Linked DNA regions of Homo sapiens: regions 1, 2, 4, 5, 6 and 7 are each linked to region 3. Evidence: chromatin contacts called from ENCODE Hi-C or POLR2A ChIA-PET data. All regions are on one chromosome and are shown on one strand. Each heading gives the region's core, a stretch centred on a gene start or an enhancer-like site at or near the end of the contact. The rest is flanking DNA. Distances are from core to core; before and after follow the strand shown.

Region 1 (3,508 bases), core at 697-3,196, 580 kb after region 3:
CTTGAAAGTAGGCCTGTGGTTTATGAGAGTGTGAGAGATATAGAACCTTAATTAGGAAGAGTTTGCTTGAAATAGGATCTTTTTTCCCCTTATGTGTCATGATTTTATTGCCGCACGTAGGCCTATATCCTCCAGTCTCTGCTTAATTTATTTTTAATTTTCTTTTGCTTTTGCAGGCCCAGGCTGCAAGCACAAAGGAAGTTTGCTCAGTCTCAGCCGAATAGTCCCAGCACAACTCCAGTAAAGATAGTGGAGCCATTGCTACCCCCTCCAGCTACTCAGATATCAGACCTCTCTAAAAGGAAGCCTAAGACAGAAGATTTTCTTACCTTTCTCTGCCTTCGAGGTAAGACTTTGCAACCATCGGCGGAGGTCTACGTGGAATCTACATGTAAGCCTGAGGTCTACGTGGAGTAACCTTAGCTTTACTCTCTGCCATGTTCATTTTTCTGTCCCCAACCTGGGTTGAGGGGGAATTGAAAGTGAGAAATCCCACCGAGAGAGTGTGTGCTGGGTGTGGCTTTTGAACCATCAGTTAAGTTTTATTTCCTTTTTAATATGACTCTTAACACCCTACTTCCTGGCTTCTCAATGCACAATTATGCAGTTTCTAACTTTGACTTCTAATTTGATTTCTCTGCACCATACCACCACCTTGACACACACACATTGCTGACTTGTTTTGTAAGGCAGTTTTTTTTTGATGCAGGACTTTGGGGCTGTGAAGGCCCCTTTCTTTGTGCTTCCTAAGGCCTGTCAATAAGCCATGGTGATGAGGGACTTACGGTTCTCTCAGCCCTATATTACGTTAAGGAAAACAGTACTGGTACTTTCAGAGTCTAATTGACAGTGCAAATACTGGTCCATGTTTCAACTCGGACCAGTTAACGGAGGCCAGGTGGATTTGGGATCTGCTGAATAGAGTTATTTGTGAAAGTGTTTGTTGCAGTTTCCTTATTACTAAGTTTTCTAATAGCTGTGAGGAAAGAACACAGAAGATTGAGAGAATAAGGAGTCATTTCTGGAGGAATGATAGAAAATTTAGGAAGTCCTGAATGCAGAGAGTTCCTTGGGTGAGGTTATTTGAGAGAAAATGAGCAGAAGGAGAGGGCCTTTGCTATTGGACATCTGTGGGAAAACCTTGAGGTTCATAGTCACTTTTATTTGATAAATATTTTGATAATTTATTATTACAGACAGATTTTAAGTTAACCTTAAAAAGTTTCCACCCATCATCCCTCACTCAATACATTAGTGTGTCTTTCCTTCAAATAAGTACATTTTCCTATAACTGTCAAAGTTAAGAAGTTCACAGTGATACGTGGCCCCCATGCAGTCCTCAAACCTCTGTTTCACATTTGTTCTGAAGGTGCTTTGTAATGTCCAAGTTTAGAGCAAAAGGACCCAGTTCAGAATTAGGCGATGCCATTAATTGTCTGTAGTCTGCTTAATCTGGAAGAGTTCCTCATTGTTTGTCTTTGACCTCAACACTTGAAAATTACAGGTCAATTATTTTTTAGAATGTCCCTTAATTTGGGTGCCTGGTGTTTCCTCATGATTACATTCTGGTTTGTGTTCTTGGCAGGAATGCCACAAGGGAAGTGATTCCTCCTCCTTGTTGTTGGGTCCTCTGTGGGGATACACAGTTCAGTCCTTCCCTTTCCACACTCGTGTTCATGCTGATCATTCGACTGTGGTGGGCCTGTTAGGAGTAAAGTTGCCCGTCTCAGCCTTTGCAGTGTATAAGTGTTAAGAGAGGATATTCTTTGAAACTAGTACATACTTCTCATCATCTTTATCATAATTGTATGCGTATGGGCTTCCTATTTTATTCAAAGGGTTATAATCTGTTACTCCTATTATGTATTCTGATGTTCAGATTGTCCCAGATCACCGCCTCATCCGTGGATCCTCATCAGGCTGGCTTTTTATTCCATTTGACATGTCCCTGTCATCCTTCCAGCCTTGCTTCTGGCACAACAAAATGTTCCAGGCTCATGGTGTACTTTCCCGCCCTCAGTCCTGGAATTGGCCATGTCTTCAAGGAGCACTGCTTTCTTATAGGGATAAGTGCTGTTGAGGAGCCAAGATCTGGGCACTAGGGATGCTGGGAACTATGGGAATGTCATTTCTCCCAGGTGCTCTTAGTAGACTGAGGTTGCATGTTTATAAGGGTCTATCCGAAGTTCTGTGTATATTAAAATCCGTGAGTTAGCAGCCATACCTCCAATTTCAATTTAACACTAAGGGAGGTTCATGTGCATTCATCCCTGAGGAACTTGGCTCCTGTAATCCTTAATATACTTACTTGCTCTGTCTTTTCAGTGTAATCCACCTCCCATCTCTGCTTCTCTGCTGCCCCCACGATGGGAAACTCAGCCCTGACACCCCATATGGTTGCTCCTCACCCCCTCTCCTTGCCCAATTGCCCTGCCTTACTAATTGGCTTTGGGACTGAATTGTTGGGGGGGAAATTTTGACATTATAGGATAGTTCTTGGTGATTCTTAACACATAAGAAAGGAGAGTTATTAATGTATTTGTTAGAAATTTTGTAGCCCTTGTCGGTTGTTGAGCCTTGAAAACAGGGAGATACGAGGTAGGTGGGGTTCCCACCAGTTTATCTCCATTAGCTTTTTTGTTTGTTTTTGGAGACAGGGTCTTGTCTCATATCAAAATAAGAAGTTGTCCACTTCTGGAGTGCAGTGGCACAGTCATGGCTCTAAGCAGCCTCGACCTCCTGGGCTCAAGCCATCCTTCTGCCTCAACCTCTCCAATAGCTAGACCTACAGGCGCAGGCAACCACACCCAGCAATTTTTTTTTTTTTTTTTGGTAGAGAAGGAGTCTTGCTGTGTTCCCCAGGCTGGTCTTGAAGTCCTGGGCTCATGCAATTCTCATGCCATCTTGGCCTCCCAAAGTGCTGGGATGACAGGCATGAGCCAACATGCCTTAGTTTTTACATAGATTTTGGCTGAAAGATTCTCCTGATCTTGCATGTTGAGTATGAAGATGGAAAGGAAGCTGTGAGAACTAAATATGACAGAATCTTGTGCTGGATTGGCTGTATATAGAGAGAAGAACATGGCCACTAGACTGTGAGGCTGGTAGAGTGTGGTGTGATGATCAGGAATGGAGAACGAGTGGGATGTGTACTCAGAAGGATGTATTTGCCCTAAAGGAATCTTTGAAGGATCAGCAGCAATGTGATTCAGGTATATCTAGCCGCGCTTGGTTGTGCCGTCTATAGTCCATCTCTGTGGAGGCTGACACGGTGGAATCCTTGACACCTGGAGTTTGAGGCTGCAGTGAGACATGATTGTGCCTCAGCACTGCTGCCTTGGCAATTAAGTGGCACTTTGTCTCAAAAAAAAAAAAAAAACAATGGTGATATGGGACTCTTAATTTGTGACTTTGGTCTTGCGTGGCTTAAAATTTTTTTTTTTAAATGACAAATAATAATTGTACATATTTATGGGTCACATGATGATTTTGTGATACATGTAAGTGA
Region 2 (3,713 bases), core at 1,153-3,652, 740 kb after region 3:
TTTAAAAGAAAAGAAACTGGGAGAAAATCATTGCAGAACATACATGATAAAGGACTGTTATCCAAAATATTACAAAGTACTCAATTTGCAACTGAGGGACAGTCTACAAAATATCTGATCACCATGTCTCAAAAAATTGTCATGGTCATCAAAAACAAAAAATGTTTGAGAAACTGTCAGAGCCAGGAGGAGCCTAAGAAGACAAGATGACTAAATTTAATGTGGTCTCCTGAATGAGACCTTGGAACTGAAAATAATATTAAGTAAAAAAAAATTAATAAAGTATGAATTTTTATTAATGAAGATTTTATTTTTAATTAATCTTTGTTTGATCCAAACAGCTATTAGATAATCCAGAAGTGTTGACATTTTCTCTTTTTATCCTCCTCTCAAGCATTTATCCTTTGAGTTAGAAACAATCCAATTACATTCTTTAAGTTATTTTAAAATATACAATTAAGTTATTATTGGCAATAGTTACCCTACTGTGCTATAAAATAGTAGGTCTTATTCCTTTTTTTTTTTTGACACTTTCTAATATCCTAAATTTTAACTCTATTAAATATTTGTGCTTATAAAAACTCCCTCTCCTCTCTGCTAGGGTGTAAGGCTTAAAAACATGAATTTGGTCGGGGGGGAATAACATTTTATTCAAAAGTGAAAATTTGATGACAAGCAGTTTAGCAGTTTTCTTCAGACATTTTAGGTACTGACTTTTATCATATTAATATATCACGGTAAATCTGGAAAAGGCTAATAATAATGTAGTTCATGGTGCTTTTGAATCTAGCTTCAGGGACCACATCAAACAGCTACTATATGTGATTATGGAACGCTTAAATGAAACAATTTGTAAAATCTAAATTTTAGCCAATAACTGTATTTAAGATTTTAAAGAATGTCATAAATGGTACATAAGGAGTTTATATGGGGGAATCAGGCAAAATGATGTACTGCCATTTATATATATATTTTTTTGTAGAGACGAGACCTCACTATGACCTGGCTGGTCTTGAACTCCTGGGCTTGAGCGATCTTCCTGCGTTGGCCTCCCAAAGTGCTGGAATTACAGGTGTGAGCCACCCCACCCAGCCTACATTGTTTTTTGTTTTATTAAATGAAAAACTGACTAGGAGATTCAGCTTGGGAGCTAGTACTCCTAGTACTAAAGAAGCAATATTCAGCTCATTCTGTTATAACTAGTCTGACATGGTCTTAAAATGTATAAAACACTATCATAGCTAATAGGATTATTTAAAAGGCTGTTTCATTTTGATTAGTGATAAAAACTAGAATAGTTAAATTTAATATAGACTCCATTTAACTCTAAGCTACTTGGTGCATTCAGTATCGTGCATGTATGCTTAGCATATGGGGGACGGGTTAAGAGCTAGGCTTTGAAGCACAAGCTTAAAAACCCAGCTCTGCTCCTGCCAGATGAGATGCAATGTGATACCTCGTCTGTGAAGAGAGAGCTAACAACACATATCTTGCAAAGCTGTTAAAAGGATTAAATGAGCCGAAGTACCTAAACTTAATACTTGACAGTAAATAATTAATGTTTGAATATAAAAAATAGAGAAAATTTTTAGATTAGCTAAGTTTTATATTTAATAAAAGTGATTGAAAACTAATAATTTCATTGACCAGTAATGATCATGATGTAAACAAGATCTATGGATCTATTAGATCAAAATGTCAACAACATTTTCATTTTTATCTTACAAACTTACACACCTATAAGTTATTTTCCAGGCTATAGTCTTAGACTTAAGATCTCCTACAGGTAAAAGGAATTAAATTTCAAATGATTTTTCTGAAAAGAAACTATGTAATGGAGCCAACAATTATTCTATGCTGGAAAATGTGTATGTTCTTTTTACCTCTTTAATCTTTATCTGGACAGATGGCAATTTCCATTTAGATTCTAGCTCTGTTGGTTGACTACAGAGCTAATGAGGCCAGGAACTTAAATGAGGTTGATCTCTAGGCAGGCCAATTAATTTCTCACAGACAGAAATTCTGTTCTAGGTACAAATTGTACTTGCTGCCCTAGTCACTCTTTTGTTAATAACGTGGGGACCAGATGAAAACATGTGAGTGGTTTATCAACCTGGAATTCCTAATGAGAAACAAACTGTACATACTTCTGAATAGGACGGCCTCATGCTCTTGTGCTGAATGACAAATTTAGACTAAAAATGCTTGAAATAGTCCGTGGTCATTTTACTGCTAACACCAAATTCATATTTATGTTCTCCCCTTTAAAAAGCTTCACAGGCTCCCCAGCCCTTTCAAGTTAAACTCCTTATCATTCAGAGAGCTACTGCTCTCTGGCCACAAACTGTTTACTTCACTTCTTTCCTTCACATATTCTACATTACAGCAAAACAAGAGGAGTACTGAGCGTTGGTGCCTCCTCCTCCTTGCCTCTGCCTGTCCCTAACCCCGGCCTGTCTTTTCAGGCTTAGGCCAGTGGCAGCCCGCCCTCCTCCCACAGGGCTCCCTTCCTCTTCTGTGCTTCCCCAGACCTTTCAGCCTCACACAGGACTCACATTCTGACTGATATCATCCAACCAGTTGTGTACTCTCATATCTCTCAGGAATCAGTAAGGGCCTTAAAGGTGCAGACTGTATTTTTGCTTTTTTGCTATCCCCTAATAACCCTGTCTGTTGAATTCAATAAAGAATAATTTCTGGTGATAGAATGATTTTATTACTCTAACATGTAAAATAACTGAGAAGGCAAAACTATTCATGGTCATCTAGTTTAAATATTAAGAGACTATGCCAAATTTTGTAAAAGAATAAACATGAGCAGAGAACTTAGAAAACATTAAACAACATGATGATACTTTTAGTATATTAAACCAGGTCACATTATCAGTGACTTAAAACAGAAGAAATGATGAAAATTTTCCATTTTAACACTTAGCAGACTTGAAATCAGTAACAAAATATAAAATAATTGCATTGAAAAAAATAAAGGTTCATCCCCTTATATTAAACTTAAAAAAGCTCTTCATATAATAATGACAAGTACATACGTAATGTGTATTCCGAATATTTTATGTTGAATTTAAGTTAGCAGAAATTTAATTTCCCTGTCACAGCCTGCTCATTTCCTGTTGCAAAACAAGTTGCATATATGAGTACATTTGGTAACCAACTTAGGATGCATATACATAAAATACTAGCAGGCCTCCATGGACACAAATATACCTTTACAAGAAGCTCAAGCCTCACCATTTTGCTCGCTATAACAACCGCATATGTCTCATTTAGTGATCAGTGAAAGAGATAGGTAGAATTTTATTGTGAAAAGCCATTTGGGAATGCCTGACAGCTGTGCAAAAAAGAGCTTCACAAATTTTTGCAAGAAGGCCGTCCCAGAGGAAAAGCAATTCTGTTTGGAATTTTTCTTTGTGCCATTTGTTTCAAATACATATCATCTGTAGTGTAACCACTGATATATAAAGAATGAAGCAGCACACTAAAATTATTTCCCACTTAATGAGTTATTTTCTAACAAAATAATTAGCCTTATGGAACAAAGAACTCTCCTTGGCTGCAAACCCATAGGTCACAGAGGCCAGGTACTGAAAGACCACAAGACTGTTCAAATGCTTACGTTACACTTTTATGTACTAAGGTAATAAGGTAATGATGGTATGAATAAGGAAACTTTAAGAAGTACATTAACTTGCAAAAGC
Region 3 (3,429 bases), core at 261-2,760:
GCTTCCCAGTGAGAAAGAACAGCAGTAATCATTCATATTGAGTCTCGTTTTTACTCAGCTACATCTTACCAGGCCTTCTTGAAACTGACGTGGACTCTCAGCATGGAAAGTTCCAGACTTAGGGTTTGTTTTCAAAAGAAACCAGATCTGCAGGCTAAGTAATGAAGTGTTAGGCCACAAAATACATTACCTCCCAGGAAAGCCCCTTAAACTCAGGCAAAATTCTCTCTTTATTTACTCACAGTATTTCACCAGAACTTGAAATTGTTAAAAAGTCTCTAACCAATGACACCACAGGAATGGCCCTTGGACAAGTTCTTGGTCAACCTCTGACAAACAACAGGGTGGACAGAAAAGAAAAAAAATGCACAAACCTATTTGCCAGGCCAGGTGAATGATGAGGTTTTTGTTGTTGTTGTTTCCATGTATTTGGCAGATGGTTACACCGTCATTTCTCTTCCTTTTAAAAGCTAATTCCAAATTTTCCTCTCTAGCATCCTATCACCTGAGGAAGCATGAAGACTTCAGGTGGGGGAGGAATTCAGCACCGATCGATTTTCCTTTCCAATTGGTTTTTTTAATGCAATTGATAATAACCAAAGACTTAAAAAGCCAAAAAGAAACTAATTTCAAAATGATCTCATCTTTCCACCTTGAAGACATATCACTTAATTGGAGACTCTCAAACAGAACCACACATCTGTTAACATTCCTGCATTTCCTCTATTGATTACCACAGGTCATTCCATTAATAGGAAATGGGCGAGCCAGGATATCACACTTTAATTTTTATATCATAATAGCTTGAGGATTAAGAGGAGGCCCATTTAGGAAAGGAATCACCCCAGGAAGGGGCAATTAGGAAAAGAGCAAAAAAGAGTTATCTTGCTGACCTTATCTCTATTAATTATGGAAAGTTCTCTCTCTCTCTCTCTCTCTTCAATTTTTATTTTTCTTTTTTTATGGAGATGGGATCTTGCTATGTTGCTCAGCTGGTCTTGAACTCCTGGGCTCAAGCAGTCCTCCTGCCTCAGCCTCCCAAAGTGCTGAGATTATAGGCATGAGCCACCGCACCCAGCTTCTTTCTCTGTCTCCCCCAGTCTCTCTCTCTCTCTCTCTCTCTCTCCCCTCTCAAGAGCTAATAAAACTAGTAAACAGAAAAGCCAAAGAAACTTAGGCTGCTCATGAATATTCATCTGAGGAAGGCTTCTGTCAATAAGGTGCATGGTGGGAGCTGGATTCTTCCCCTCTTCACCTAGGTTGACCAAGGGGGACATGAAGGAGCCCGTGCAAGCTCAGCCTGGGCACCCACCCATGGAAGGACAGCAGCCTCCAGGGCAAGGTCAAGCAGGAGAGGCCCCAGTCAGATTTCGATATTGAGAAGTACAACCATTTTGTGCTGTTTAAAAATACGGATGTGTAAAACCAGAGCGTAGTCATTCTTTGACATGCTGTGTGATTTTCCTACACAAATCAGAGCTTTAAAAGCCTTGGAGGGGATAAATGGAATCACAGGGCGAGTACAACAGGATACGGTGAGTCATTTCAACTTCCTGCTAAACATGAACCCTACAAAAGCTTGATGTGTCTCAGATTTTTTGCTGGGGGTTTTCCTCCTCGATTCAACCTCGGGTTTCTATGGCTTGCTCCTTCCTTCTTTTTATTTCTTTCTATGCATCACATTTGTCCTAGATCCTTCTCGGTCTATAAATAACATCATTGTGTCATGCTGGACACTGGGTTTTAAATGTCAGCATCCTGTGCGCAGCCTTACCCCATGAGATAATATGGTTTTTCTAACTGCATTCCTACAGCACTGAACTAACTGAGGTGTTCAGCTGCTAAAAATTTTCTTAAATGGTGACATTTTCATAACCCCAGGGTTAGGGGATGGGATTAAGTTAATGGATAGAATTTTCTAGAATTTTCTCAATGTTAGGCTTTTCTCCAGTAGACTTTTTTTTTTTTAGGTTTGTAGTTCTTGTGACTTCTTAAACAATGAACAAAAAGAAAAATGAAAAAGGAATGAATGTTTCTCTTGACGCAAAGAGGCAAGAATAGGATTTTTTATATTTCTGAATTAAATTTATTCTGCTTCTGATCCCCACCTGCCTAGCTGGTAGGAAATTCAGTCTCAGTCATTATTGAGGCTTCCTTCCCCCGCCGTGGCATTGTGAGTGCTATGTGGTACCAGGACTTGAATATGTGAGGAGGGAAGGAATGTACCAGGAGGTTGAGCTGTGGGGGCTGCCACTGTGGCCAACAGTCCCTCTCTCTCTGCTTCTGTTGAGCACTGGTTGCCTGGCAAGATCAGCACATCCTACTCTGAAAGAATTCAGGGAGCCCCCATGTAGCCACTGTGTCCACAGATACACCCATGGGACCCCCACCCTAACCCTACAGGCAACCTGCCACAATCCTCAGGAGGCACTTGGCACAAGAGGGACTGTCTGGGAGGAAAAACTTTTCCTCTACCCTCTTAGGTGCGGTGATTGGGGATGTGCAAACTAAACTGGCAAAAGATAGATGAGGACGAGAAAAAAAACAGATTATAATTGTATATGTACACACTGGAATTCACAAAGACTCAAGGAGTCTCAAGGAGGTGGTTAGAATTCAGGGCTTATATGCTACCCTATTAGGGGAAGGGGAGGGGCAGAGGGGCACTTCTGGGAAAACAAATGACTACTTAGAAATGGAGAAGAAATGGCACTTAGGGAAAACAAATGACTTTTTAGAAAGACAAATGTGCCCATAGGAGAATAAAAGGGAAAAATGATCTTTTTGTAACAATATCTGTTTGACTGTGGTACCAATTTCTCATTTCCAAGAAGAGAAGATTAGAATTGCTTCCAAGGAGGGGATTTATAAAAACTGAGTTCTTTTGGGAGGCTCTGCTTTTAGGCAGATAAGAGATTTCATGAACTCAAATGCCTTCAGCTCAAAATAATTTTTTTATGCCACCTTGGCTTATTCTAGACCCCTTCAGGGCCCAGGACCTCCCATGTTTAGAGATCCCAAAGCCAGTCCTGCTCTTAATTTCATGGACTCCCCCACTCCTTACCCACCAACCCAATTCAATTTCTCAACTGTGAACATTTTCTTTCATCCCTTTCCTTTCCCAGAAGGCCCAGTGTAATCCTACTCAAAGGGCCTTTACAACAAATATCAGGTGGAGTTGTCTTCTGGGTACCAACAAGTCATGCTTTGGTCTTATAAGACAAGACTCAGTTTCTCAGGAATGAGGAAGGTGAAAATACAACAGGGAGAACAAAAACACATATCTCAATAAACTGCCTGTCAAAAATATCAATGGAATGACTTAAAAACATGACTGTACTTTGGATATATGTATTTTTCTATTGTAATGTTTCATTGCATGCCCGCACATAACTTTCAGTCTCAATCATTGTTGGGGCTTCTTTCCCA
Region 4 (3,400 bases), core at 768-3,267, 600 kb after region 3:
CTGAGCTCTCACCTAAAGGAGGGCATAATGATTCTACATTGACCACTGTCATTGCCACTAGGAGTCAAGGAAAGTGTAACTATCTATAGATACATATCTCTGTGCATTTACACAGATGAACTTCTGAGTTTCAAAAATCTTAGGAGATTCTACTTTTTCATTTTTTATTGTTTAAAATTTAAAATTTTATTTAAAAATTTTTTTAATTTTAAAATTAAAAATTTAATGCCTGTTAATTCAGATATTTCCAGGAACAGTGTTGGGATTTTTTTGTCCCCTCATGAATTTTGATGTCTCTCGGTGAGGGGCTGGTAGGATAGTGTGAATCCTGGCTCCAGGCTGGGAAGACTAGGTGGAATGAGTGGTCTTGGGTAAGCACCGACACACCCACCTCCTACTGCTGTTTCTGAGTTGTGCCCTTGCCCTCCTTGCTGTCCCTCTTCCGCCCTGTCTCTTCTGTCATCCTTTCTTTTACAATAGAGTCACAGCATCAGATAGAGGAGCTGCAGGAAGCATACCCAAACCAGCTGAGCTTAGTAAGGGGACTAACTTCACTGAAATGTACAAACCTTTCTGTGCTTCCTTTTCTGAGACTTGTAGATAACCAAACTGAAAGGCCTTTCTCACATCCCTGAGCAGCTGGCTTATAATTTTAATTAGATTGATGTCATCTGTGATTAGGCCTGCCCCCAACCTCCAAGTGTCTACCATTTTGATTATGTCGTATTTGAATTGTGAATGGGTTTTCTTTGATTTCAACCCAGCAGAGTCCCAGAACTACCATCTTGGGAGAAGCCATGGGGCTGTGCAGTCTGTTTGCCTGCACCTGAACTTCAGGGGAAGTTTGGTGGGGGGATTGTTGCAGGCCCAAGAGACCTGTATTTAGATCTGTCCAGACTGCAGTCCTTCTTGCTGTCCCATTCTGTTGTCCAGAGTCACCAGCCATTTCCCTGTTCAGTCTGTGTTAGGCCTGCCCGTTCCTGAGCAGGCACTCACTTCCTGGGCATGTCCCTCTGCAATTTAATTCATTGCTCTTCAGCAGCGTCATAGGGAAGTTTGAATCTTATTTAGTCTGAGGTTTTCTTTCTATTGCTATGCCTGGGCATTTTTTAGATCTTAACCTGGTCAGAAAAATTCCATTTCCTGTGCAAGTCAAAGAGACAAGCACGAAACCAACTCCACTAGAATTTTTCCTACAGAATTTGTGAGTTTTTAGCAAATGTGAATACCCGTGTTAGGAAAGATTTCATATTTACATGTTCCCGAAATTGCTGTATTTGTGGAGGATTTGGAGAGAGCTCAAACTCATTTTATTGTGATAAGTGCTGAAACATAATCATAGAATCTTTGCCATGTTAACAGTGGTGAATGATATTAACCATTTATGGAGTTACCTTTTCTCTCCTAAATCAAATAAGATTAACTTCTGTATAAATGAGAAAAATGTAAGCCCCTGTGCTGACGTAAGCGCTCTGAAAGATAGCACAGATGAACACGGCAATAGGATCTACCCACAAGGAGCTAATGGGAGATGATGTCTCCTGGCACATCTGTCAGAAACGTCAGAAGACATTCAGGTCTTTACGTGTGTTTCTCCTGATGAAACAGGTTTCAGTGTCTCATTCATCTTTGTCATTCCCTGTCACTTGGTGATGCTACCTGGGTGACTTGTCTCCCTTGTCTTCTGATGTGCGTGCCCCCCCCCCCCCCCCGCTTTGTGTCCTGCCACCCACCTCACACCCATATACCAAGGTCCTTAAGAGGGGGGTGGTGTGATCGTTGGGGCTCCATTAAGACATTTTGTAGTTTTTGTGTATATTTATGGGTTTTATGTATTTGTTGTCCCTTTGTAGGCATCCGAGTACCAAGTCTTTTGTGAAGTCATATGAAAAGAAAAAATCCCCACAAGCCACTACCTGGGATATAGGTCTCTGCAGAGTCCTTCCTGCTGTTGCCACATGGCTTGAATGGCCTTGGAAGCCAAAGAGTAACAATCCACAGGATGTCAGTGCTTCCTTATGACGCCAGTGGAGGGAATGGAATAAAGCCAGCTTAGTAATATACAGGCCACTTGGAATGCTCCTCCGATTTCAAATGACCCGGGGGAACATGGTGGTTTCGTGAAACCAAAGTCAGCTTTGAAGAAAGCTAATGTCAGCCTCAGGTTCAGGCAGTACTGTAGAAGAACACTGAGCTCTCAGTAGCTGGCTAGCTGTGCTGCCTTCCCCAGTCTATTTCACATCCGCTTTTATATCAAGGCAGATGACAAGGAAACAAACTGACGTCAGTTTATTAAAGGAAACACTTGTGATATTGGGAGTAATCCCTCAGGCAAGAGGTGCTAATTGAACCTAAGAGTATTTCTGAAGTTACTATTTTCAACAGTAGAGAAGGAAATTATTGATCATCTCATCCAAAATTGATAAAAACCTAAGTGTAGCAGTCTTTCAAAATTAAATATTCTCAGCTGTGGAATATTCTCATGCCCAACATTGCTACTTCCTCAACCATTTCTAGATGATTAAAATTACACTGTAATGCCATGTTGCTCAATATGCATATTTGTTGTCATTTTTGTCTGTTCATTTCTTAGGAATGTCTTTGCCACCATCGAACAGTCATCAGGAACTTAGTTGCATGCCTTTTTTTTTTTTTTTTTAGCTACTCGTTAGCTTGTGTGTTCTTGGGCAAGGTATTTACTTAGCTTCTCTGATTCTTAATTTCTACTTCTGTGAAATCAGCATGATAGAGTAGATTAGCATTAATTTGTCCAGTCATTGATTCATTTATATCCCAGCATAAGGAAACAATGAGGCTGTATCATGGGCAGCAGTAGAGCCATTCAGATCTCTAATGGTGGATGCCAGCCATTGTTATATGTTCAAGGAAAATGACATTTCCAAGATCACTATTCAGCTGGGTGAAGGTTCCCAACTAAAATTTTGTCCCTGTAATCCATTCTTCTTTCCCTGAGATAATAGTGACTTGTCCAGATTAAAACTTTTATATCCCACCGTGTCTTCAACCCCATTTACATTGCTATCTATACTTTGTTTTCTTCATTCTTTTATAACCCTTAGGAAAACTGGTGTACTGTTGCATCCTCCAAGCAAAGGCTGAGTTGCTGAAAGTCAGTAATAATCCCGGTTGACACCAGTCGTTTACACAAGAATCCTCCAAGTGGTCAGACTGCTGGGATCACCTAGAGCTTTGTTTTCATGTGTAATAAATACAGATCAAATGTTGGCAACAGTTCCCATGGCAGCTAAAAGTTCTTTCCTGCAAAATTTCACTGAGGTCCATTTCTCTGTAAGTTTAGAGCGGAATTCCTAGAAATTTCTTATAATGGGATTTCATTATGAGTATCCATCAGTCATCAAAGGGAGTATTTATTTAAATG
Region 5 (3,779 bases), core at 204-2,703, 780 kb before region 3:
TGAGTATTAATAGATCAGAAATATTTATTTGATTGACAACTCAGTTACTTTTGCTTCTCCAATGGACACTCCATAAATATTCGAATGCGTCTTATGTCTACTGTGTGCATAGCCTTATGCTAATTCCATGAATGCAATGGTGATGTGTTTCCAGCTAACATCTGGAAGCCTTATTCTGCCAAAGATGAGAGATCACGGTACAGAATGTTCCTAATAAGAGTATTTTATTATCCATCCTGTACTCGCATGGTCCCTGTTCTCAATGACTTTATAGTCTTGTTGATAAGGTTTCAAACATGCAAGTATTGAGTAATATGTCAGACTGACTTCTAGAAAACGTTTTATTGACTATGATCAGGGGCCCAAATATAGGACACCAAAAAGAAGGATTTAGGGTGGACAAGTTGTAGAGAAGCTAAAGGAACCAAGGAAGGTGTCACAAAAGAGGTGGTTTGAGGAGTGTGTGATGCAAGGATAGGGTAATAATTCATCTCTAGTCTAAATCAGACCTTATTTTGGCAATTTTATTAGTCATCAACTACCGCAATAATGTATAACAAATAATGCCCCAAGTCTCACTGGCTGACGCCACAAACATTCATTTTTTTATTCACAGGTCTGTGGATTGGCAGGGACTCAGCTGATCTTGGCTGGGCTCCACTGGGCATGGCTCCAGGCTCCAGGTCTACTTTGGGCCTGCTTTATATATTTTGTTCTGGAACTGGCACCACCTGGGGCATAGTCTTCTTACGGTGATGGCGGAAATACAACAGGCCAAGTCAAATCATGCAAGCACATTTAAAGCCTCTTTTACATCATTTCCACTAGCGTCTGTTATTCAAGGCAAAGCCTGTGGCTGAGCCAAGCTTCCATGGGGTGAGGAAAAACACTGCACTCATTCTAGTGAGAGCCACTGCAAAGTCACATGGCAAAGGTCACGGGTGTAGAATTCTGTAACAGAGAGAGAGTGAAGAATGGGAAACAAAAATTCAATGTACCCCAGTCACATTTTTGAAAAAAATAGTGGAAAAATTGCAAACAGTATAGATTAAAAAAACAACAACAACAAAACCTGCACAGTACAGGAACCAAGTGAAGAATGTAGGTGGAGATAATTGTGTTTAGCTGGCCTGAAATGAAAAGACTAATAGTCACTTCCACCACTATCTTTGAGTTTGCAAGTTTGTGAGGGGCCTAATGCTGACTAGTGGACCCTCCTGGCTGAAAAAAAAAAGACAGTAGACTGGAGTTAAATGAGAACTCAAGTTGCGAGAAAAATCTTCCCTCTTTGGGAGATAAAGCCCTGGCAGCAAGAACTGAAGGAGGTAGAGTACTATTTCTGCATCTTCAGGGAGAGCTGCAAGGAGAGGGAGCTGTGTCTTGTCTCACTGAGGTGCCTGGACAAGATGAACATTTCAGGTCTTTTTCAGTTCTAGGTTTCTATGATGTCAGTGCTACTTCCCTTTCCAAAACCCCACAGTGGCCAGGCATCACAGTGCCACAAGTGAAAAGACCCATGACTGCCTTTATAAGTAAGTTCTTCTTTTGGTTTCTCTGGCAGGAGGCAGATGGAGGAGGAGAGAAAGGCCAGAGGTCTGTTTTGGGGTTGTTGTCTCTGGTTGTCTAAGTCATGCCAAGACACCACCCCTTGGAGCCTGGTTCCTGACATCCGGCAGCATGGCATACTTGAAGGGCATGATGTGGGGATAACAACAGAGCCCTGGCTGAGTCCGGTGGCTCACGCCTGTAATCCCAGCACTTTGGGAGGCCGAGGCAGGCGGATCACCTGAGGTCAGGAGTTTGAGACCAGCCTGGTCCACGTGACAAAACCCTGTCTCTACTGAAAATACAAAAAAAGTTTGCCGGGCATGGTGGCACACACACACACACGCACGCACACACACACACACATGCCCCCATAAGCATCCCAGTATTTGGAAGCAATCAGTTGATTTTTTTTCTTTTTAGAATTCAGTTTGGTGTTATAGGGACACTGCTAGCCTCAGGCAGTGCCGCAAGAGCAGATCAAGGCTCTGATTAAAAAATTCCTCAGTTGCTCCCAGCTGGAGATGTCTGCTTACAAAGCCCTTACAAAGAAATGTTTTTCAATAGGCAACATTCTCTGGTCTGGCCCCACCAAGGAAGTACAGCAGGAAATCTCACAGGCATCCCGATTGCCATTGCCCTCCTGCTCCCAGACACACACTTGGCCCCAACTGGCCTCTGACATGCTCCATGGGGAGCAAAATGGACTTGCTCCATTTTATCCATTGCTCTGGGCTCCACGGTGTTAAGCATGATGGCTTGGAAACTCTATATACCCAGTAAATGAATGCTTGTTGAATAACTTAATGAACACACCCCATGTCAGCCTATCTCCTCAATGCACATCCGCCAGCCACCTCAGCTCAGGCACCTCGCTGATTTTCAAAACATGGGCTAAAAGCTACCATAGGGCATCTAATTATACCTTCTGGTGTAGAAGGTGTTCTCTCATAGGAGGCCTTAGCCAAGTTTGAGAACAAGGACTTTGTATGGAATGAGCTGCATAATGGACAGCACTGGCTGGACCAGCCATTGGGGGTGTCTCTGGCTGAAATTTAACAAAGTTTCCATAGACCTTTTACCAGATTTACTGAGAATGTTGATTTCCTCTATTAAAGCTTAAACGTCAATTCAGGGGAATTTCCCCATAAATGTTGTGAGACTAAACGTGGCTTCTTGTGGGTTCCACATGGGAGCTCACCAGGATGTTGCCCAGCCTTTGTAAAGGTCTGCCTGGTTTCCTGTACCTAGTGGTCAACGTCAGCAGCTGTACCTGTGCCCAGCATTGGGAGGCTCGTCCTCGGCCCTCACCCGGCCATAGGCAGTCAACATCACTAGTTCTCCCCTGCTTAGCACCCAGTGGCTGCCTTTTTGGCCTCTAAACTTGCTTCCCTGTGTTCTTGATCCCTGAAGCTCACCACTGGTCCACCTGCCAATTACTCACTTTAATCTTATCAGAGTAGATACCCAGGTTTTACATTTCACCCAACAGAACTTGAGTCCTAATTCTCATTTCCTTCCTTTCATCCATGAGCTTTACATGGGAATTTGCATTTACAGTTATGCCTGTGAATTCAGAGGCCTCCCCTGGACCAGGCGGTCATGTGCTGAGTGAGGCGGGTGACCAGCTTGGAAGCCAGGGCGGGAAGTTCGCATGGCCCTCTGGGTGAATCCTTTGCTTCCCTGCTTTGGAAGACAGCTGGCTGCAGAGCAAGAGTTCTCTTGTGTGAGGCCCATGGCAGTGTCGGACCCTAAATGGCCATTGGAACACACCCCCAGGTTTCTAGCTGCACTGGGTAGGGGTGGGTGAAGGAGAACTGAGGGCGCGTCAGCCTCTCCTGCCTGGACAAAAAGGCATGTAGGTCACAGTTCTCCCCAGGTGTTCTCAAGTCTTGCTTGTTTGTTGTCAAGAGAAGGCAGAATTCTGCCTTGAAAAAAACCTCTGTGATGGCCATTTAAACAGCCTGTGGATTGTTTCCAGGCCTGAGCACTGCTGGAGGAGGATGCTGGCTTACAGAGGCCTCTCCAAAGCATCAGTCTTTGGACTCCCAGGAGCACTATTATTAGCCTCCCTTCACATTCAGAAGGCGCCCACCCACAAGAGTGGGTGGATATCAGGGTCTGGGCCCACATCTTCTGACTCCAAGTCTGTGTATCTTGCTACCATGCAGCTGATTTCCCAGTTGCTGAGTTTTCTCTGTGCACATCTTGATGGCTGATACCTGTAATAACAG
Region 6 (3,886 bases), core at 1,265-3,764, 600 kb before region 3:
AACCAGCAAGACAAGGCAGAGTGCAGTGGCGGAGCCCACGCTGGGGTGCGTGTCTCAACAACTGGCCTGGGTACTGCTTTGAGCCTCAGTGATGAGTCACTTTATTCATTCATTTATATGGCAAATTGTATGAAGCACCTGTGACGTGCAGGCAGTGTTCCAGGCACTGGAGATGCGTCCTGGTCCTCTTGCAAGTTATTTTGCTGTGGACCAGCCTCTATGAGAATCAGGCACATAGGCAGAGGTATCCAGGGTCAGGGGCCTTCTAGGAAAGGCTGATCGCAGAGCTAAGGCAAGAAGCTCGCTGAGGTCAGCCCACGTGGTGTCAGGAGTGGAGGCGGAGAGGCCCCAGCTGCAGAAACACAGGCACCTCCTTGCTTGTTGAGGTTTGTTTTAGGAGCTGTCAGGGAAGAAGGGAGGGAAATGGGGCACTAAAAATACCCACGGATGTTTCCAGAAACCTCTGATGTCTGGGCTCCCACTGTGGATAGCCTGCCAGATGGCTGTGTCTCCCTCAGAGCTGTGAAACCCACCAGTGTCAAGGTTGGATCAAAGGCGCTTTATGGCAACCGGTCAAAGAATCAACCAGAACAGCTTGGCGTGTAGGCAATCTGCCCAGGCCTGACCAGCCATGCCCCTCATGAAGAGGCCACATTGCCATTAGATATCCAAATTATAAGTGACTTCCAGATGCAACCCCAGTGAGCATCCTCTTCTGACTGTCCTCTGTTGCCACCCTTGGGGCTCTGCTTCCAGCTCTTTCAGCTCTATGTGGAGATTGGCAGCCCCCAGTGTGCTCTTGGGCCTGGAGGGACTCTACACAGCTCCACACTCGGGCTCCCTTGTTCATCCCAGCAGCGGCGAGCTTGGCAAAGCCAGGAAGTCTGGGATGAGGCCCAGGAGTGTCTCCCTCAGCCTGCACGCAGCAGCTGATAGGAAACCACAGCTGCCAGCAGCAGCGGCTGCAGAATGCTTGTGAGGGGCACCCTGCTCATAGCCATGGCTCCTGGGACAGGACGGAGCATGAGCCTCCAGCAGAGGTGGGTGGGGGTGAAGGCGAGGAGGCAATAATGCCTGCCCCTGATGCGCAGGGACGCAGGTGCCAGGCTGTGCTGGGGAGCTGTTCTAGAAGCCTAGCCTGGACTGGAAGGGCCCTGCCTGTGGGGGTTAGGGCAGGATCAGAGGAGTTGGGCAGGCAGAACTTTCTCCTGGGGAAGCACAAGTCAGAGGCGGTGGATGGGTGTCTTAGATAGGTCCTTCTGAATGCAGACACTGAGGCAAGACTTCAAGCACAAATCATTTATTTAGGAGGTTAGGCCAGGAAGCATGGATGGGGGAAGGGAGACAGATAAGGGAGGGAAGCAAGGGGGCTTATTAAGCCATTTGCCACAGTGGGCACCTGGAGCTTGATCCCACAGGGAGCTCCCGGAGACACTTTAGAACATGCCTTGGATTTAATCCATCTACGGGACGAGGAAGCTGGGCATTATCCAACAGTTCCTTGCTCATGATTGCTTGAGGCAGGCTTTCTGGGCAGTGACCTGGCACTCTGGATTCCCTGCAGGTGGACCTAGAAGGTTCCCCAAACCAGGCAAAAAGCAGAATGCCAGGGTTGGCAGTGAGCAGCCTCAGACATCGAGGGAAGTGTGGAGGGGATATGGGCTGAGTGCCAAGGCATCTTTATTAGGGAGTCTTGGCAAATAAGAGAACCTAAACATGGTGCTGCTGGGAGGTCAGGCCAGAGAGGGAGCCCAAAGAAGGTGAAGTGGTGGGCAGAGAATGAAGGAATTCCTGGAATTGAGAGATGACAGTTACCTCCCTTTTTAATGGAGTGCCTGAGCCTCTGCTGTGGAGGGGAGAAGATGCCACCTGCCACGGTGATTTGCTGGTCACTCTGGTCTCAAGGGGAAGCAGGACTATTTTCAGGTGGGCCATGCCTTTCCTCCTACCCCTTCCTAAGCACTTTTAGGAGTATCTGGAGTATGGAATAGGCCCTTTAACCCACAGAGCTGTGAATGACTTTTAATTAACAGGAAATGCTGTGGCACATAGCACATATAGCAGACATTGAATCTGTCTCTAATTAGAGACATTTTGAGGTTCTGAACAGCTCAAGTCTGCAATTCTCATTCTCCTTACATGCAGCCACTCGTGACAGAGGGAAGGGCCAGCACTGCTCCTGAGTCCTGGGCTCCTGGCTAAGGGTCCTCCTCCTCTTCCTCCTCTTCCTCCTCTTCCTCCTCCTTCTCTTCCTCCTCTTACTCCTCCTCCTCTTTCTCTTTTTCTTGCTCTTCCTCCTCCTTGTCCTCCTCCTCCTCTTTCTCGTCCTCTTCTTTCCCTTCTCCTCCTGCTCATCTTTTTTTCAAACTGGTTGCCACCTCTAAAATTATACTTTGCTAAACAACAAAAAAACCCTTAAATATAAAAAAATAAAGTGGTGGGAGGATGTGGTTTATTTTGGTCTGCTTTAGGTTCTGGGTGCATGAGCCAGTGCTTATTTTCAGATCTGTCTATTCCTCTTTCTGTGTCTTGTGATCTCACTTAACTCATCCTGCTAGAGTCAACAGATCTCTCCGTGCACAGGAAGCCAGACTATCAAGGCAGCAAAGAGTTTTAAGGCAGCTAAGTGAACAGTTTTGGTTTTTTAAGTGGAAAATTCTTTAAACGTGATGCTACATTTTACTTTTGATAGGTGACTAAAACAAATCCAGGAGATGGGAAATTCCATACCTGGTATTTCCTGAGGCCTGCCTAGCAATGGATCTGACCATTCTCTTTCCACCTGTGTGCTATCTTCCCGCTCTGAGCTGCCATCATCTCCATTGCTGTGATCACTGTCATAGCCTCCCTCCTCCACTTTGCCTCCCTGCAGTCTGCTCTCAACACAGCAGCCTGGGTGACCTGTGAGAACATGCCAGGTCAACTTTCTGCTCTGCTCAGAATTCCCCCACAGTTTCATGGATTGCAGAGGCTGCTCAGTGGGCTGTCCCACCCCATCTCTCTGGCCTCCCTCCTACTCTTCCCTGCTCTCACTCACTCACTCCCACCTCTCCTGCTGACCAGTCCCTTTGCTACATGCCTCAGGACCTTTGCACTTGCCGTCACTCTCTCTCTCTAGAATGTTCTTCTCTTGTTCTCTAGGTGGCTTATTCCTTCAGGTTCTTGTTGACTTGCTGCCTTCTCACTGAAGTTTTCTCCAATTTTTCTATTCAAAAGTGGACACTAAACCACCTTTCCTATTGCCATCTTGCTTTGTTTTCCTCCATAGCCCTGTGTACTATCTAATATAGTATACATTTTCTTCTTACTCATTTTGTTTACTGTCCATCTCTCAGTGAATGTGGCCTATTGAGAACAGGCATTTTATCTGAGTTTTCACTGCCTTATGTCCAGCACAGAACAGTGCCTGGCACATAGTCAATGTCCAAAAACACTTGTTGAATGAATCCGTGGCAGGCTTCAGGGTGGTAGGACAGGAAAGAGAAACACCTACTGGGCTTCCCTTAACCCAGAGGTTGCAGTCGGGAAGCCCACAGAGACATTTGCTTTAGCTTGCACGGTGTTTTTCAAAGACTCAAGTTAGTCATCAGTGCTGAAGAATACGGTGACTACATCTCAAAAGAAATAATAATAATATGGTGACTTCACACAACACCCAGATAACTGGCATAGCTTGAAAAATATAGAAAAATCAGAAGTGCCCCTTGCATATGGCAATACTGAGCAGTAGCCACTCGCCAAACCACTTTGATGGGCACCCTCTCCTGTTTCACTCACTACCCAGCCCCTGGTGGGCAGGTGAGTTCGAAGAAGGGGAGGAGGAGATGGAGGGAGAGGTAGGGGGCAAAAGACGGGGAGGAGGAGAGGGAGAGGAAGGTGGGGGCAG
Region 7 (3,745 bases), core at 430-2,929, 670 kb before region 3:
AGGTAGTGTATTTCAACACTGGTAGGTGCACAAAGCCTGCTCTCTAAAAGAAGCAAGTGGCCGGGTGCGGTGGCTCATGCCTGTAATCCCAGCACTTTGGGAGACGGAGGCGGGTAGATTACTGGAGATCCGAGTTCAAGACCAGCTTGGCCAACATGGTGAAACTTCGTCTCTACTGAAAATACAAAATTAGCCAGGCATGCTGGTGGGCACCTGTAATCCCAGCTACTCGGGAGGCTGAGGCAGGAGAAGCACTTGAACCTGGGAGGCGGAGGTTGCAGTAGGCCAAGATTGCACCATTGCACTCCAACCTGAGCAAAAAGAGCGAAACTCCATCTCAAAAAAAAGGAAGTAAGGGAAGTAAGTAACTCAGCTGGCAGGGTCTGAATCAGAGTGGATCACTTTCTCTGAGCTGCCCTGGCACAGCCCAATTGTACCTATGTCTCAGGCATGGTCCCCAGTGTCAGCAGACACACTGATCCTGGTGGAGGGAAGTGCACATCGTGCAAGGCATTCCCATAAGCCACCGGACAGGTGTTCAACTGCCCTCTGGGTAGCCTGACCCTGAATGAGTTTAAATAGAAACAAATAAAACCTAGGATCAGAAGGTTCTTATATTGTACTTAAAGTGGTTAGCATTTGTAGTAGGTTATCAAAGAATATTGTACAACATCTTTCCCTAGGGAACTTTAAGAATAGGATGGCTAGATCCTGCAGTCTGAGATATTTTTGTCTCTATAATAACACCTTAGCACGGTATCACAGCTTATAGTACGTGCCTCGAGGCCAGGCATGGATTAGATACCCTTCTGAGGCCATCTGCTCCCTGGATTTGTTTCAAAGGAATGAAACACGAGGTGGAAAGGGAGAGAGATAGAGAGCTAGAGAGAGAGGAGAGAAAGAGAGACCGATCCACGGACCCTATTAACAGGGTGAAATCTGCCTAAACTAGGAAGCCAGAGGAGTAAGACCCTGATGGAAACCACGCTTGCCTGTCGGTCCTGATTTTGCCCCAGTCCTTCAATACGCCTCTCACGGTTTGTGCTACGGTCTTCTGTGCGTTCAGGGGTGGGCTGGTTTATGTCAACATAGTGGGTTTACTGTAAAAATCATTATTGGTACTTTTGGATGTGGCTTTTCTATTTAAAATAATTAAAACCAACGAAGCTTTTTCTTTCTGACCCAATTCCTGGCTGTCCTCTGCTTTGGTGTCTTCAGGCCAACCCTGGGCTCTGGGAAGCTCTAAGGATGGAGCCTGTCTCCTCCACCTGCTACACGCAGGGCAAGAGGGCCAATGCGCACCCCGCCACGGCCAGGAGCCTCATTATTCTTTTTGTTTTAATTCCCCTGTGTGGATCCAAATGGCAGTCCCAGGCCCATGGATAAGCAACAAGTGGCTGGAGGAGGGACAAATCGGGCTCTCCGCGTCGCTCCCCGCCTGCTTCCTACCCGCGCCGCCGCCCACTGCCCCGTACAGGGGTCGCAGCCGTGGAGCGTGGGAATGGGACAGTCCCATTTTACAGCTCTCGTTCATCCCGCCTGCGGCAGGCGGCTCCTGACAGGGAAGAGCAAGCTTTCTGGACTTCCCCACCCGCGGTCCCACCGGGCCCGTGGCGCGCCCACGCCTCCTCCCGGGCCCCTTACCTCCCGCGCGCGGCGGGCGCACGCACCACCTGACTCGCGTTCTCATTGGCTGCTGCCTGTTGCTAACCCACGTGACCGGAGCCGCGCGCCCCGCCCCCGCGGGCTCCCGCTCGGCCGGCGCGTTCCTGCGGGCGTTCGCTGGCCGGCGTCGGGCTCCGAGCCGCGGGTCGCTCGCCTCGCCGGCTTCGCCCCGCCGCGCCGCTGCCGCCGATGCCCACAAGGTGGCAGTGCCGCGCTGCGTGTCCCGTCGCCCGGGTCCGCGCGAGCCGCGCCAGGCGGCCGGTGCCAGCGCAGCCTCCCGCAAAAGTTTCCCTGCTCCGGAACGGACCGGGGCATCGCACTCTCCTGGCGGGCTGGTGACAGTCCTCCCGTTCTCGGGTTGCCTCGGGGCGATTTGCACTTCACAGCCCCGCTGGCGTCTCCTGGCGTCCCGAACTTGGGGCCTGTCACTGAGGCAAGTCGATGTTTTCAGGAGTGTTTTGTTTTGTTTTGTTTTAGGATCTGTACGCTAATAATTGATCCTAAAGAGGCAGGCAGACACCCCGACAGCGACACCTCGTCTCTCTTCTGGGCGTCCGGCTGAGCTTGCCTCACTGCAGAAGCAACCGATAGCTTCCCTTTGCGCTGGTGGAAGACACAAGCCAGCAGCCCTTCGGAGGGGCCTCCCCGCACGCGCCTCTTGGGATCCTGACTTGCTTAGGAAGAGGAGGGCACGGGGAGCCTCCTGCTCTGCAGCTGTCCCCAGGATGCCCTTAATTCCCGGGACAGGAGAGATAAGCTCGTCTGACCTCAGTTGACCTCGCCGCAGGCGCCAGGCGTCCTCATTTACTGCGAGGCATTGGGGAGTCTACTTTTCTCTCTGCTCCCTGGGATTTTTTTCCTTACGTCACTTTTTTCCTTGTTGGCTTGTAGCTGGTCTGATGTCCCCTTACTGCTATCTAAACCGCCCCCCTCTACTCCCTGCTCCCACCTAGGCACGCGTTTGCCACTCTCCATTTTTCCTTTAAAGAAAACGTTCTGAGAGCCCTTTGAACCCAGCTGACCCTGGGAAAGGGCAGGTCCGTGGATGTGAAGGCAAGTCCAGCAACTGGGGCTGCACTTACCTACATGTGAAAAGGAAAGAGAAACACACCTTGCCTGCCCATTGTCTACACCACGAAGCCCGGATTCCATTCCCTGGTAGTCAGGCCTTTCACACTGGGCTGCCCTCCAGGTAATATCCAAAGATGCCCCCAGCCTACTCCAGCCCCTAACAGGACACTCAAAGGGACTCTGTGTTCGTGACTGCTGGAATTTCTGCTGAGACCCCAACACAGAACAATATATGGGTCAAACAACTCCCACCCCCATTCTCAAGTGAGGTATAGACCCTCTCTGGGGTGTTGTTAAGGGACCGACACCAGCCTCGCCTTGGGGTGATACGATAGGAGGCTAAGGATGCAGGAGAGGCCAGCAGTGGGTCTTTCTTTTTAGAGAGGTGTCTATATGTTTTGCTTCTCCACCTACCTCAAGATAAATGACTTGGGCTCCAGAGAACTCCCTGAAGAGCTTTAGGTGTCTCCTGGAGTTTGGGAGGTGTAAGGACAGATGCAACCTGCAAAGCAGACGGCTGTTTGCAGTGGCGAGAGAAGGAGGTATTTGGAGCCACCTCTTCTTCCAAGAGCCAGTGAGTTATACATGCACTAAGTCTCCCTAGAGGCAGGGTGGACCCACATCCCCCCACAGGGGCGAGGTGAGCAGCACATGCCAGGACCTGAGGGTGACGAGTGAGTGCCAGCTAACAGGGGCTACCCATGTCCCAGAGCTGCAGCTGGTGAACTGGCAACAACAGGGGAAGAGGATTGAGAAAACCCAGAAAAGCATCCGCAGAAGAGCCAGCATGTGCACATCTGCCACTCCCAAGGGCACCAACCCCAAATGCAGCTGAATCCTCCTTGAAGAGCTTTGTTCTTTGGGCCCTGAGAAACCTGCTATGGCCTGAATGTTGATGTCCCCCCAGAATTTGTTTGTGAACGCTAATACCCAATATGACAGTATTAAGAGGTGGGACTTCTGGAAAGCGATGAAGTCATGAAGGTGGAGCCCTCATGAATGAGATTAG

Evidence for each region. A loop is a pair of places that touch in the nucleus more often than their neighbours do. ChIA-PET counts read pairs that join two places held with the same protein, here RNA polymerase II (POLR2A). Pooled maps may share reads with other maps.
Region 1: a map with no recorded cell type shows a loop between it and region 3 (2.7-fold over the local background). The contact joins two enhancer-like sites. A Hi-C loop is called at or near these places in 2 of 168 maps with a recorded cell type or tissue (PC-9 and endothelial cell of umbilical vein), 1 of 37 single-sample maps with no recorded cell type and 9 of 50 pooled maps. POLR2A ChIA-PET finds 5 or more read pairs at or near these places in 1 of 52 experiments (WTC11).
Region 2: a loop to region 3 is called in a map with no recorded cell type, with 4 times the contacts of the local background. The contact joins two enhancer-like sites. A Hi-C loop is called at or near these places in 1 of 168 maps with a recorded cell type or tissue (heart right ventricle), 1 of 37 single-sample maps with no recorded cell type and 16 of 50 pooled maps. POLR2A ChIA-PET finds 5 or more read pairs at or near these places in 1 of 52 experiments (HEK293).
Region 4: a loop to region 3 is called in a map of heart left ventricle, with 2.1 times the contacts of the local background. The contact joins two enhancer-like sites. A Hi-C loop is called at or near these places in 1 of 168 maps with a recorded cell type or tissue (heart left ventricle) and 1 of 50 pooled maps. POLR2A ChIA-PET finds 5 or more read pairs at or near these places in 1 of 52 experiments (WTC11).
Region 5: a map with no recorded cell type shows a loop between it and region 3 (16-fold over the local background). The contact joins two enhancer-like sites. A Hi-C loop is called at or near these places in 1 of 168 maps with a recorded cell type or tissue (GM12878), 4 of 37 single-sample maps with no recorded cell type and 4 of 50 pooled maps.
Region 6: a loop to region 3 is called in a map of naive thymus-derived CD4-positive, alpha-beta T cell, with 4 times the contacts of the local background. The contact joins two enhancer-like sites. A Hi-C loop is called at or near these places in 2 of 168 maps with a recorded cell type or tissue (both naive thymus-derived CD4-positive, alpha-beta T cell) and 11 of 50 pooled maps. POLR2A ChIA-PET finds 5 or more read pairs at or near these places in 1 of 52 experiments (activated B cell).
Region 7: a map of gastrocnemius medialis shows a loop between it and region 3 (4-fold over the local background). The contact joins two enhancer-like sites. A Hi-C loop is called at or near these places in 14 of 168 maps with a recorded cell type or tissue (PC-3, cardiac septum, endothelial cell of umbilical vein and 4 more), 13 of 37 single-sample maps with no recorded cell type and 26 of 50 pooled maps. POLR2A ChIA-PET finds 5 or more read pairs at or near these places in 1 of 52 experiments (GM12878).

The regions. Positions count from the first base shown.
Region 1 is chr6:15,451,830-15,455,337 of GRCh38, forward strand. JARID2 (jumonji and AT-rich interaction domain containing 2) reads left to right here. Exons shown (of 18, transcript NM_004973.4): 4 at 177-346. Among named protein-coding and RNA genes, the nearest start is that of DTNBP1-AS1, 92 kb to the right of the region's middle. Within about 2 kb of position 1,947, at least 7 of the 41 ENCODE cell types and tissues checked have a DNase peak (open chromatin) inside an H3K27ac peak, as active enhancers do.
Region 2 is chr6:15,619,394-15,623,106 of GRCh38, forward strand. All of the region lies in intron 5 of DTNBP1 (dystrobrevin binding protein 1), which reads right to left. Among named protein-coding and RNA genes, the nearest start is that of DTNBP1, 42 kb to the right of the region's middle. RefSeq lists an enhancer at 2,362-2,461. Within about 2 kb of position 2,403, at least 20 of the 41 ENCODE cell types and tissues checked have a DNase peak (open chromatin) inside an H3K27ac peak, as active enhancers do.
Region 3 is chr6:14,875,766-14,879,194 of GRCh38, forward strand. LOC105374945 (a long non-coding RNA gene) reads right to left here. Exons shown (of 5, transcript XR_007059473.1): 3 at 1-505. Among named protein-coding and RNA genes, the nearest start is that of JARID2-DT, 370 kb to the right of the region's middle. RefSeq lists enhancers at 8-77, 98-157, 940-1,440, 1,221-1,410. Within about 2 kb of position 1,511, at least 13 of the 41 ENCODE cell types and tissues checked have a DNase peak (open chromatin) inside an H3K27ac peak, as active enhancers do; they include GM12878 and gastrocnemius medialis, where a contact is called at or near this core.
Region 4 is chr6:15,471,819-15,475,218 of GRCh38, forward strand. All of the region lies in intron 5 of JARID2 (jumonji and AT-rich interaction domain containing 2), which reads left to right. Among named protein-coding and RNA genes, the nearest start is that of DTNBP1-AS1, 73 kb to the right of the region's middle. RefSeq lists an enhancer at 1,619-2,818. Within about 2 kb of position 2,018, at least 7 of the 41 ENCODE cell types and tissues checked have a DNase peak (open chromatin) inside an H3K27ac peak, as active enhancers do.
Region 5 is chr6:14,092,843-14,096,621 of GRCh38, forward strand. No RefSeq gene overlaps it. Among named protein-coding and RNA genes, the nearest start is that of CD83, 23 kb to the right of the region's middle. RefSeq lists enhancers at 1,493-1,622, 2,516-2,645 and a cis regulatory region at 2,494-2,994. Within about 2 kb of position 1,454, at least 8 of the 41 ENCODE cell types and tissues checked have a DNase peak (open chromatin) inside an H3K27ac peak, as active enhancers do; they include GM12878, where a contact is called at or near this core.
Region 6 is chr6:14,274,662-14,278,547 of GRCh38, forward strand. No RefSeq gene overlaps it. Among named protein-coding and RNA genes, the nearest start is that of LINC01108, 8.8 kb to the right of the region's middle. Within about 2 kb of position 2,515, at least 7 of the 41 ENCODE cell types and tissues checked have a DNase peak (open chromatin) inside an H3K27ac peak, as active enhancers do.
Region 7 is chr6:14,209,437-14,213,181 of GRCh38, forward strand. No RefSeq gene overlaps it. Among named protein-coding and RNA genes, the nearest start is that of LINC01108, 74 kb to the right of the region's middle. RefSeq lists silencers at 399-448, 1,539-1,978 and an enhancer at 2,229-2,288. Within about 2 kb of position 1,680, at least 30 of the 41 ENCODE cell types and tissues checked have a DNase peak (open chromatin) inside an H3K27ac peak, as active enhancers do; they include GM12878 and gastrocnemius medialis, where a contact is called at or near this core.